Linked DNA regions of Homo sapiens: region 2 is linked to region 1. A link is an interaction called in ENCODE POLR2A ChIA-PET data of the cell type or tissue named here. Cell type or tissue: PC-3. All regions are shown on one strand. Links, peaks and the distances in the headings refer to the core of each region. The heading gives the core; the rest is flanking DNA.

What was found. ChIA-PET counts read pairs that join two places held together with the same protein. Peaks named below come from ENCODE experiments on the same cell type or tissue, not always from the same donor. Only the 100,000 strongest peaks of a DNase experiment are listed, where the experiment ranks them.
Region 2: POLR2A ChIA-PET joins it to region 1 with 15 read pairs; 3 of 35 experiments call an interaction of 5 or more read pairs at or near these places.

What each region holds. Positions count from the first base shown.
Region 1 is chr11:116,942,219-116,950,214 of GRCh38, reverse strand. The region is part of intron 3 of SIK3 (SIK family kinase 3); the gene reads left to right. Among named protein-coding and RNA genes, the nearest start is that of APOA1, 110 kb to the right of the region's middle. RefSeq lists a silencer at 1,667-1,726. In PC-3, for the core only: no CTCF peak of the experiment used is centred there; DNase peaks (open chromatin) are centred at 1,664 and 3,584; H3K4me3 peaks cover 241 bases; H3K27ac peaks cover 1,588 bases.
Region 2 is chr11:117,170,753-117,175,752 of GRCh38, reverse strand. It overlaps PAFAH1B2 (platelet activating factor acetylhydrolase 1b catalytic subunit 2), which reads right to left. Exons shown (of 6, transcript NM_002572.4): 6 at 4,708-5,000. Among named protein-coding and RNA genes, the nearest start is that of SIDT2, 5.5 kb to the left of the region's middle. In PC-3, for the core only: no CTCF peak of the experiment used is centred there; no DNase peak of the experiment used is centred there.

The sequences.
Region 1 (7,996 bases), core at 1,357-6,356:
CTATTGCTGAGTCCTGGAGAAGTGCAGTTAAGAGATGGGGGCCCCTTCTTCTACTCAGCCCCCACTTGTGGAACTTGATCAGGTATGCCGAGAATACTAGGACCCAGATCACTCTTGCCTTGGGTATTAAGACAGTGGTTTCACTGTCTTTTGCTGCTAGGAGAGGCAAGCTGAGAGGACCCCAGGCTGCTGTCCTCCCCCGCTCTCCATCCACCAAACTCTCAGTTCCTAGAGTGGGAGCGTCACTCAGAGAAGTTTGCTGTTGTCCCCAACCCCAGCTCCAGAGCCCTAACTCTGAGATTTTTACCTGTGGAGAAAAACAAACCATAAAACAGCTCCTAATTTCTTCCCAAAGGAACTGACTTCATTTGCAACAGGGAGTGAAGAAGTTCAAACCTGATTGTACTCTCAAGAACAGTAGAGGGAAAAGAAAAAAGAAAAAGAACAGTGGAGGTTGTGGTAAAGGACATTTGAGAAGAGATTCATGAAACAGGCCAAATGGTAGGTTTGCTAGTTCGCAGGGGGAGAACCAATGAATTAATTTAGAAAGAGCTTCTCTGGGATTAGAATGAAAATAAATCACTGGCTGGGTGCACACCTGTAATTCTAGCTATTCAGGCAGGAGGATGGCTCGAGCCTAGGAGTTGGAGGTCAGCATAGGCAACATAGGGAGACCCTGTCTTAAATAAAAACAAAAATAAAACAAAAAAACACTGATGGCAAAAATTATTTCTTCAAAGGAACCAGAATTTGATTGTATTGTTTGTAGACCAATTTGTGCCCCAGGGCATTATTCAAAACAAAAGGGCAATCAGCCAGCAACTAGTGGAGTTTAACGGCTGAGTATGGTCAGTAAATGAGAGGAAGAAAGTCCTAGCAAAAACACTGTGATCCCAAGGTAACTAACTGTAGGCATACCGAAGCTGCCTGTTCCAGAGGAATCACATTAGAGGCTGAACACTGTAAATATGGAGAAATAAACTTCACTAGAAGAATCTAGCTTTTAGCTGGGCATGGTGGCATGCGCCTGTAGTCATAGCTCCTTAGGTTATTGATACGAGATCTTTCTAACTGTGGGCATTTTACAGCTATAAATTTCTCTCTAAGCATGCTTTGGCTGCATATCATGAGTTTTAGTATGCCGTATTTTCATTTTCATTCATTTGAAAGTATTTTCTGAATTCACTTTTGATGTCTTGTTTCATTATTTATTTATTAGTGTGTTGTTTAATTTTCACATATTTGTGAATTTCCCGAATGTTTCCTACTCTTGATTTCCAATTTCATTCCATTATAGTTGGTTGTTTTTCTATCCTCTATTTCATAATTTCTGCTATAATATTTGTTATTTCCTTCTTTCTGCTTGCTTCAGTTTTAGTTTGTTCTTCCTCTTCTAGTGTCTTGAAGCCAAGCAGAAAGAAGGAAATAAAGATTATAGCAGAAATTATGAAATAGAGAATAGAAAAACAATAGAGGATATCAGTGAAACCAAAAGATAGTTCTTTGAAAAAATCGACAACATTGACAGATCTTTAGCTAGATTGACGAGAGAGAGAAGAGAAAAAGAGAAGACTGAAATGACTAGAATCAGAAGTGAAAGAAAGGAACATTACTACAGTCCCTTAAGAAACAAAAATGGGCTGGGCATGGTGACTCACGCCTATAATCCCAGCACTTTGGTATGCTGAGGTGGGAGGATTGCTTTAGCCCAGGAGTTCAGTACCAGCATGGACAACATAGTGAGACCTCATTTCTACTAAACATAAAAAATTAGCCGGATGTGGTAGCATGAGCCTGTGGTCCCAGCTACTTAGGAGGCTGAGGCAGGAGGATCACTTGAGCCCAGGATGTCAAGGCTGCAGTGAGCCATGATTGTGCCAATGCATTTCAGCCTGGGCAACAGAGCAAGACCCTGTCTTAAAAAAAAATAAAAATGATTATAAAGGAATATTATGAACAACTATACATCAACAAATCAGCTGGGCTTGGTGGCTCATGCCTATAATCCTAGCACTTTGGGGGGCTGAGGTGAGTGGATTGCTTGACCTCAGGAGTTCAAGACCAGCCTGGGCAACATGGTGAAACACCATCTCTACAAAAAAAAATAGAAAAATTAGCCATGCATGGTGGTGCACACCTGTAGTCCCAGCTACTCGAGAGGCTGAAGTGGGAGGATCACCTGAGCCTAGGAGGTGGAGGTTGCAGTGAGCTATGATTGCACCACTGCACTCCAGTCTGGGCAACAGAGTGAGACCCTGTCTCAAAAAAAAAAAAAAAGTCAGCTTAGATGAAATGGACAAATTCCTAGAAAGATACCAACTGTTGAAACAACTGACTTAAGAAGAAATAGAGGCCAGGCACGGTGGCTCATGCCTGTAATCCCAGCACTTTGGGAGGCTGAGGTGGGCAGATCACGAGGTCAGGAGATGAGACCATCCTGGCTAACACGGTGAAACCCCGTCTCTACTAAAAATACAAAAAATTAGCTGGGCAAGGTGGTGGGCACCTGTAGTCCCAGCTACTTGGGAGGCTGAGGCAGGAGAATGGCGTGAACCTGGGAGGCGGAACTTGCAGTGAGCCGAGATCGTGCCACTGCACTCCAGCCTGGACAAAAGAGCAAGACTCTGTCTCAAAAAAAAAAAAAATACATACATACATACATACATACATACATACATACATATATATATATATATTTCCCTAGCTAAAGTAAAAAATGGTGTTCTGGTTGCAAATTGATAGTCTTTACTTCATTTGACCTCTTTGTAGCATCTGAATTCTTGACTGTTTCCTTCTAAAGCTCTTAGTTTTGACTTCCACAAATGTTCAACTTCTGATTCTTCTATTGTTCGGACTGTTCCTTCTTAGTATCTTTTGCTGGGCCTCCTTTCTCTGACTGCTAGAACATGTTGACATGTTGTAGCATATTCTCTGACTTTATATATATATATAATATATAAATAATAATTATATATAAAATATATAAATAATTATATATTGTATATAAATAATAATTTGTATATAATATATTATATATAAATAATAATTTATATATAATATATTATATATAAATAATAATTTATATATTATATATATATTTTTTTGAGACGAAGTCTCACTCTGTGGCCATGCTGGAGTGCAGTGGCGCAATCTCGGCTCACTGCAAGCTCCACGTCCCAGGTTCAGACCATTCTGCCTCAGTCTCCCAAGTAGCTGGGACTACAGGCACTCGCCACTATGCCCGGCTAATTTTTTGTATTTTTAGTAGAGATGGGTTTTCACCATGTTAGCCAGGATGGTCTTGATCTCCTGACCTTGTGATCTGCCCGCCTCAGCCTCCCAAAGTGCTGGGATTACAGGCGTGAGCCAACGCTCCTGGCCTGGCTAGGGAAATATTAATAAAATGGCAGAGGTGGAGACAGATGTTAAAGAAGTGGAGGCATTGGGTGCTATTTTGAGAAGCATTGCTCTGAAGGAAAGAAGGGAGAAGACAGTAGTTTGTACAGGAAGCAAGGTTGTTGGGAGAGAGTTCTCCACGGATATCTCACATTTCTTCATGTTTCATGAGTAAGGCACTGACTGCCTTTGTTCTAGACTGTTTTCTCAAGGATGTTTATATAGTGAGCACCCTTGAAAGACAGAGATAGTATCTCCCTCCACAGCTCAAAGATCTGTTTATTGCCCAGTGTGAAAGATTCCCTAAGCTCCAAGCTCAGGGTTCCTCTCCTATAATGGACCCGACTGTGTGTGTAGGCGTCATCTGGTCCCCTTTGCAGTGCCCTGTGAAAATTAGGGCTTGGGGAACTGAAGCAAATATGTTGATGTTCATGCTGCTTGCTGTGCCGTAAGTGACAAAGTCTTTTGTCTCTGACAGAGGGGTTTCCTATCTTCTGCCATCACCCATGTAATTGTGGCAGGTTGAGTTATTAGCTTGCAGAAATGGTGAGATCTCAGACCCTCTTGATACTTGACAGGAAATAAGGAGGGGTTTGTTTTATTTTGATTCGTTTAAATATGAGACTTGATTACAGGTTGAGGTTGAAGATGCAGTAGTGGGGAAGATGAGTTTGAAAATAATTGATATGGAAAACAATCTCTAAAGCAAGATCAATGAGGAACTGAGGGATGAGCATAATTGCAAGAAATTAGCCTTGCACATGAAGAAGGATAGAAGATAAAGGATGCATGTGGGTGTAGGCAATTTTTTAGGTAGAAGAATGTGAAAAAGATGTTTCATGCTTTTCATATAATTTTCTATTGAGAGTAGCAGATTATGTTATCAGATGAATTAAGGGTGAGAGGGTAGAGACCTGGATCAGCATGGAGAAAGTGAAATTAGCTGCAGGGAGGAATGAGAGAGAGGGCAATTAAGAATAGCTAAATAAGTTGATTAAAGGCCTTAGAGATAGGAAACAGTTAACTTGTTATTCCATTATACAGAATTGAGTGATTTTTTTCCCCTACCACCAATGCTCAATTACCTGTGTGTAAATTGAATAAGACAGACAATTGGACTGATCCTGTTTAGAGTTTACAGGACATGTGCAAATGAAGAGGCAACAGGTGACAAGGGTTTTGAGGCCACTAGCAATAATGTAATTAAAGTGTGGGCTTTTGGGCTTAGGCTGAAGTGGGTTGGGAAGGCAAGTGAGACCAGGATGACTGATCTTAAATAAGAATTTTTAAAGCTGGCTGGGCATGGTGGATCATACCTCTAATCCCAGCACTTTGGGAGGCCCAGGCAGGCAGATCACTGGAGCCCAGGAGTTTGAAACCAGCCTGGGCAACATGGAGAAATTCTCTGTTATTTAAAAAAAAAAAAAAAAAAAAAAAAGAATTCATGAAGCTACAGGTCTAGATGAAGTTGAAAAGCAAGTGTGTTAGTGTGTTGGGCATATGAAGGTTGGAGAGATGAAAGTCTAAAACTACACTGCCCAACACGACAGCCACTGTCCACATGTTGCTGTTGTGCTCACGCCTGTAATCCCAGCACTTTGGGAGGCTGAGGCGGGCGGATCACGAGGTCAGGAGATTGAGAACATCCTGGCTAACATGGTGAAACCCTGTCTCTACTAAAAATACAAAAAATGAGCCAGGTGTGGTGGCGGACGCCTGTAGTCCCAGCTACTCAGGAGGCTGAGGCAGGAGAATGTTGTGAACCCGGGAGGCGGAGCTTGCAGTGAGTCGAGATCCAGCCACTGCACTCCAGCCTACGGGACAGAGCGAGACTCCGTCTCAAAAAAAAAAAAGAAAAAAGAAATGTAGCTAGTGCCCCTGAGGAACTGAGTTTTGAATTTAATTTACATTTAAATTTAAAAACTGAGGTATTATGAAAAGTTTTAGGCCAGCTGTGAGAGTTAGCCAACTACAGACTAAGAGAGCATAGTCTCCAAGATCACCCCTCACTCTGCTGTCACCTACAAGTTCAGGAAATTCCCAAAACCGGTTCAGTTTGATAAATAGCTAGAAGGATTCACAAAATTCACTGAAAGCTAATATACTCCCGGTTTGGTTTAATACAGGTAAAGGATACAGATTAAAATCAGCCAGGGAAGGAAGTGCAGAGTCCAGGAGAAGTACGAAATGCAGAACTTTTGTTGTCCTTTCCATGTGGATACAAGATATGTTACACTCCTGGTATTGATGTGTTACATTGTGTACAGAGCAGTACCCATCAGGGAAGCTCAGCCCAGCCTCTGTGTTCAGTGTTTTTATTTTACATAAGCCTGATTGATTGATTGATTGATTGCTCACATGATTGATCTGTGTGTCTCGGTCAACTGATGCTCGTGACCCAAAGCCCACACGTCAAGTCACGCTGTTGTGCAGCCAACAATGTATATCCAGCCTCTACCCTGAGACTATATGGGTGTGGCGAATCCCAGCCTAAATCATGTTATTAGACTCTCTGGCATGACCCAAGGCTCCCAGACAGAGACACTCCGAGCAGACATAACATTCCAAGAACCCAGAGACTGCTTCCCAGAAGCCAAGGGAAGGCCAGGCCTTCTCTTTGGGTAAGGCCAAGTTCTTCACTCTGCAGAGTCTAAAATATTTTTCTATTAAACGCAACTCTTATTTTGATAAAACTACATTACACCTTGGCTATAGACAACTTAGTATTTTAGTTGTGATACGCTTATAAAGTATAAAATACACAGTGGATTTTGAAGACTTACTATGAAAAAAGAAGGTACCCTATCTCATTGCTATTATTTTTATTGATTACATTCTGAAATGATCTTTTGATGTATTTGGTTAAAGTAAGTTACTGATTTTCAAAATGAGTGCTTTTTTTTTTTACTTTTAAATGTGATTACAAGAAAATCTGAAATTATATAAATGGCACACATTGTATTTTATTTGATAGTGCTAATTTAGAAGGTTAAGATAAGAGAGGGGGAAGTTTAGAATTTCAGAGTTAAAATAATGTCAAGCAAAGACAAGTTCAAGATGTGGCCATAGGAATAGTTGCTATACATTGGTAGAGTTCTAGGTCACCGGAGAGAAAGAAGGCTAAAGGAACCATGAAGCAAACTGTCAAATAAGTTATCCTCATTGATGTTCACATTCCCTAGGTGATGGCAGAATTTGAGTGGAGGGCGCAATAGACTACAAACTAGGTTTCGGTGAGTGTCTTTGATGAATGTGAAGGCAAGAGAGGCAGAAAGGGAGTATACCAGCTGCCCAAACATATGGCGTAGTATTGTTAGTGGAGACCTTGAAGAGGTTACATTAATTCCTAATCCCTGGTGGAATATTGTCCCTTTTTACCTCAAGAGGCCTGTAAAGGAATTGCTAGTCTTAGAGGAGTTGGTTGGAAAAGTGATTATCAATGGGAGGTGTTGGCCCCGATGTAAAAGCCCTGCTGCCCTTCTTTGCCCTCTTTGTCCCTCCTTAACTTTTGTGACCCATCTCAAATGTTATTCCCCCTGTGAACTCTGCTCTGATTTTGCCAAATAGCTAATTACCTTTTTTTCTTCACTTTGAACATACCTCTCCTATAGCACTTTTTGAAGTAATTTTTTTTTTCATTTCTAAGTTTGTCTTTTACTGGTAATTTAGACTCTGGTCCATTTCTTTTTCCTTTGACTATTTTCCAAGGGGCTTGATTGAATCCATGAATGTGGTGCCCACAGATAGAGAGGGAAGACTATATATGCTGAATTCAATCACTTATCACCACCTCCATAACTACCAATCTGGTCTAAGCCACCATCATGTCTTGCTAAGATCACTGCAGTAGCCTTTAAATAGTCTCTCTGAATCTGCCCTGACTTCCCCCCCGATTATAGCTAGAAGGATTCTTTTAAAATTCAAGTGGGACCTTACCACTGAGCTACTTCTGTTGGCTTTCCCATCTATTTGGAATAAATTTATAATTCCTACTATAGCCTATAAGATTATATAATTTGGTCTCCTGCTGTCTCTCACCACAGCTCCTAGCACTCTCCTCCTCACATCGGCATCTTTCTTTTTCATTAAACCCTTCGCTGTGCTCCCGCTTTAAGACCATATATTCCATTTCTTCTTCCTGAATTACTCTTTTCCTACATATCCACATGGCTGTCTCTCCTGTTTCTTGCCAGTCTCTTATCAAATGTTATCTCATTAGAGAGGTGTTTGCTCACCATGCTGTCTAAAATCTCATTCTTCCTACTGGCCCATTGCTCTGTAGTCTCTGTCTTGCTTTACTTTTCTTTTTGGTTTTTATCATGAACTGACATATATTTATTTGTTTTTTTACTGTCTTGAGTCAATAAAATTTACGTGCCATTAAAGACTTTGTCATTTTTGTTTCCTACCAAATCTTCAATACTCAAAATAGTGCCTACAGGGAATGCATGTTCCATAAATATTTATTGATAAGTTGAATAAAATACTAAGTGAATGAAAGAACATCACTGGATTGCTGATTATGGCGTTTAAGTTTTATTCATCTGTGTCTTCCTTGTTTAATGTAGTGTCTAACATATAGTAGGCACTCAGTAAATGT
Region 2 (5,000 bases), core at 1-5,000, 230 kb before region 1:
ACGCCTGTTTTAAACGCACATCCAGAGTCCTACTTCACACTTAATTCATCTTGGGAGGTGGAGCCCAGAAAACTGCAATTTAACGGGGCACTCCAGAAGCTTGCTATGCACAATGAAGTTTGAGAACCACTGCTCTGGAACCAAACAACTGTGGACTATCACTATTTCTGTTTGCTCCCTTTCCGCTGGCAATATCTGGAGAGAAATCCATCCAAGCAAACTCTGAAGGGATCCTTCCCTTTTGCAAGGTCTCAAGACTTAACTTTTGAATCGTCAGGACCCTGCGTCTACAGAGTGGGAGGGCAGCAACTGCACATTTTCTTGCTGTTCCCAGGTCTGCAGAACTTTCCTCAGTCCCTCTGCCCTACCCCGCACTTATGAATAGGTCCTTTCTGAGGTCTGTCCACTGGGAGAGAATGCCTTTTTGTTGGCTGCAGCAGTCAGCAAAAAAAGGCAGTGGTGTGTCTCAAAGCCAGACTTGTGAGCACACAGGGGAGATGTCGGGGCCTCAGGGATGTGATCCTGGCCTTGTGCACAGGTCCAGCTACCGCATTCCCTGGCATAATATACAAAGAGCTCAACCCTAACCGTGGCCCTCAAGCGGTCAGGGTGGGGCCATAAGGCTTATTTGACTTATATTTCCCTGTGGACCACCCTTCCTGAGCCTGAGTGTTGAATGGACCAAAGAAATGGGACCATTCAACACACAGCTGAGGAGCTTGCTGGACCCATGAGTCCAGCTCCATTTTAAGTCACAGGGGATTTATGAAGTTTGGGGTGAGAGGACAGGGAGGAAGCTTCAGGTGGCTCAGGGGTATTGTTAAAATGACCTGAAGATGGCCTGGTGCGGTGACTCACGCCTGTAATCCCAGCACTTTGGGAGGCCAAGGCGGTTGGATCATCTGAAGTCAGGAGTTTGAGACCAGCCTGGCCAACATGGTAAAAGCCCGTCTCTACTAAAAATACAGAAAATTAGGTCAGGTGCAGTGGCTCACGCCTGTAATCCCAGCACTTTGGGAGGCCAAGGTGGACGGATCACCTGAGATCAGGAATTCGAGCCCAGCCTGACAGACATGGAGAAACCCTGTCTCTACTAAAAATACAAAATTAGCCGGGCGTGGTGGCACATGCTTATGATCCCGGCTACTTCGGAGGCTGAGGCAGGAGAATCGCTTGAACCTGGGAGGCAGAGGTTGCGGTGAGCTGAGATCACGCCATTGCATGCCTGGGCAACGAGTGAAACACCACTAAAAAAAAAGAAAAAAAAATGGCCAGGGGCGGTGACTCACGCCTGTAATTCCAGTACTTTGGGAGGCTGAGGTGGGTGGATCACCTGAGGTCAGGAGTTTGAGACCAGCCTGGCCAACATGGTGAAACCCCGTCTCTGATAAAAACACAAAAATTAGCTGGGTGTGGTGGCAGGCGCCTGTAATCCCAGCTACTCGGGAGGCTGAGGCAGGAGAATCACTTGAACCTGGGAGGCAGAGGTTGCAGTGTGCGACCACAGGCCATTGTGCTCCAGCCTGGGCAACAAGAGTGAAACTGCCACACACACACACACACACACACACACACACACACACACACAAAAGACATGAAGACTGCACTCGAGCAGGATTTTGTAAGAATCACAGTAAATGGATTAGCTGAATCCAATCAAATTATTTAGGAACCTGGGAGGTAGGGAGTAGCCATGCCTATGGGTGGGAGACAGAATCAAAACAGATTTTAGTATCATGTAATGGTATAACTTTAACCCAGAAAAAAAAGATTCAAAACCAACCCCTCTGAAGGAAATGAACCTGAAGCTTTCTGTTTTCACTGTGATTATAAAAAGGGCTGTTTTTTCATTTGGTGCTTAGAAAGAATTGTCCCAGACATAAGCAGCTCCAGCAAGAGTTCAGCACTTCTTTCCATCATACAAGTTCTGTTCTTTCCCAGGGCTGCCCTTGTGTCTGGTTATCTCTCTTCCTGCAAGGACTGCAAAGACTGGATGCATGTTAGATTGGGAATCAGTTAAAGACACAGGATTTAATCTGCCATACTGGGGAAGGTCTCAAACCTGTCACATGGCTTCATGGTATTACGGAAAAAGGACGGACTTTGATGTCAAAAAGTTCTACAGTCACTGGGAGCTGCGGTGGCTCAGGCCTGTTGCCCTGGCACATAAGGAGGCGAGGCTACGTGTTTGAGGCCAACCTGGGCAACATAAAAACCTCTCATCCATTCAAAGAAAAAGAAAAAAGAAAAAAAAAGTTCTACAGTGAAATCCCTGCATTGTGTGCTTTAGGCAAACCACTTGAGCTTTCTGAGCCTTTTGGGAGCCTTGTCTGGACTTGGTCTCTACTGTCCTAAGTACTCACAGTGGAGCTAGGCTTCCCTGCATTCACCATCCTACTGTCTAAAGAACAGGAAGAGAGACAAACGAGATAAGCTCTGACCAAGTGGGCAGTACTTTCTCCTAGAGATAGGTCAGTCACTTTCCATTTCCTAAAACTGGGCTTTCACCATTCACACTGGGAAATATCTGTGATATACTCAGGCCCTGCATCTGGTTCCCTCTGGCCACGTGATGAAACCAACATCAGAGCTTTCCAGGAAACAAGGCTGGTCATCAGGTTGCAGAAAACAAGCAGATAAATACTTGACCGTCTCAAATCTCTGCCTCCAAAGATCACCGATAAAAATGAGCCAGCTCTCTTATTTCAAGAAAGCTTGGGTCTTTGGCTTAGAAATCAGAAGACAGGCGGCTGGGTCCGCGGTGGCTCATGCCTGTTATCCCAGAACTTTGGGAGGCTAAGGCGGGCCGATTGCCTGAGGCCAGGAATTCGAGACCAGCCTGGTAAACATGGCGAACCCTGTCTCTACTAAAAACACAAAAACTAGCCAGGCGTGGTGGTACACGCCTGTAATTCCAGCTACTCAGTAGGCTGAGGCACATGAACTACATGAATCCAGGAGGCAGAGATTGCAGTAAACCAAGATTGCACCACTGCACTCCAGCCTGGGCAACAAAGCGAGACTGTTTCCAAAAAATAAAAATAGAGTAGGAGCTAGACCAGCAAAGGGGTAAGAGCATATTCCAGATAGGGGGCTCCCAACTATGGGCAAAAACATAAAGGAAGCTCAGTGCTCTTGGCAGAAAAGTTCAAAGTAAAGGGTGGAAGGTTACAAATTAAAGAGGCCAGGTCATGGAGACTGTTAGATGTTACATTTAATGGCTTGGACTTGATCTTTTAACTCAGTGGCTGACAAGCAAGCTGCAGTATACTGATGTGTTATGAATCCACTATAAGCATACTGCCAAAGCTTGACCAGAATGTAAAAAAAAAAAAAAAAAAAAAAAAATATATATATATATATATATATATATATATATATATATATATATATATATATATATAAAGCTAGAATGAACCAGCAAGTAGGCAAAAGGCATAGCATAATATCAGGCCACAAATATTATATGTTTAGCAAAACATTGAAGATCTTTGCTTTATAGCTATGTAAAAACATGTCATTGGGTTAAGATTTCATCTCTGCCATGGCTGGAAAATAAATTAGGGGACAGATTCTCATGTTGGTTTGTCCAGTTTTCCCCTCAAGTACAGATGCTGGTGAGGGAGCTTTTTCTTTCTTCCACATTACTACCACTTCCACTTGTTCTGGGCCATTTAAGAGGTTCACATGGGGTAATCCACATACAGTAAAGCAAAGCTTCAAGATCCAGGCTGCTTTCACTGCTGCTGTGTGGCCTGCAAGCAGCTGACAAAGGCCTCCAGGAGTGTGGGTGGAGAGGAACTTGGTGTGATGAGATACTGGGGAGGGGGGAAGGGCAGCTAGAAAAACAAAATGTCTCAATTTACCTCCAAATTTTTCCTCCTAAAGCAGCAAATCATTTTAATCCAACAGTATACCACTGAGGTGAACAGTGATAAAGCAAATGATACAAAGATCACAGAAACTTTTAGCTGCCAAGGAACATCATACCGGCATACCAACTCACTGTAATATTGCTGGCCTGGTAGTTGCTGGTGTGTCATCAGGATAGGTCCCGATCGACCAGTTAACCGACCCTTGTTCTAGTCTCACTATCTCTGAGATAGAGTATTTGGAGGCGGCTGCTTTACCCTGGGGACGTAAGGGTGATAAATGAGTCCGTGCTCAAGGTTCATGTCCTCTATGCTGTAGTAACACTGTATTTTTTTTTTTTTCCGAGACAAGAGTCTCGCTCTGTTGCCCAGGCTGGAGTGCAATGGCGCAATCTCGTCTCACGGTAACCTCCGCCTCCTGGGTTCAAGCAATTCTCCCACCTCAGCCTCCTGAGTAGCTGGGATTACAGGCGTGAGCCCGGCCAATAACACTGTATTATACTGACTGATGACATTCACCCAGTTCAGATGAGGTGGTCCACAGCCTATAATCCAGACTAACCTATCTGCAAAACTATTCCAATCTAATGGAAAAGAGTAGACTTCAAGGATGGCAGTTGTGCTTTCTGAGGGGTCCTTATACCTACTCATCCCACCCTACCAATCTACATGCCCGAGAAGGTAAGTGATGAGTCAGCCTGGTGCATTCAGTTCCACAGTAAAGAAGCAGGATCATCTAAGTATCCAATTTCCTTATGATAAGGCAGGGAAAAACCATCCCTTTTTTTCATTAGAATCCAAACTATGATAAAGGAGACAGAAAGACACCAGCAAATTGAGCAAAATGTTTACATTTATATTGAAATATACACTAAAACAGAATGAGTTCTACTAGTCAATGAAACTTTGCCAAAGCAAAATCACAAACTTCCAATGGGGAGGTCCAGTCAGCTAGCAGCAGTGATCCCCAAGCAGGAACACCAAGAAACCTGGGGGACCCCTCTCCAAAAAGCCTCCTTTCAAGAGGCCCTAACTCACTTCTCCCACATGCACCCACACGGATTTAGGAGCTTGGACATGCTCCTCATTTCCATATATTTTTAGTTTCTTCTTCACTGCAATAAATAT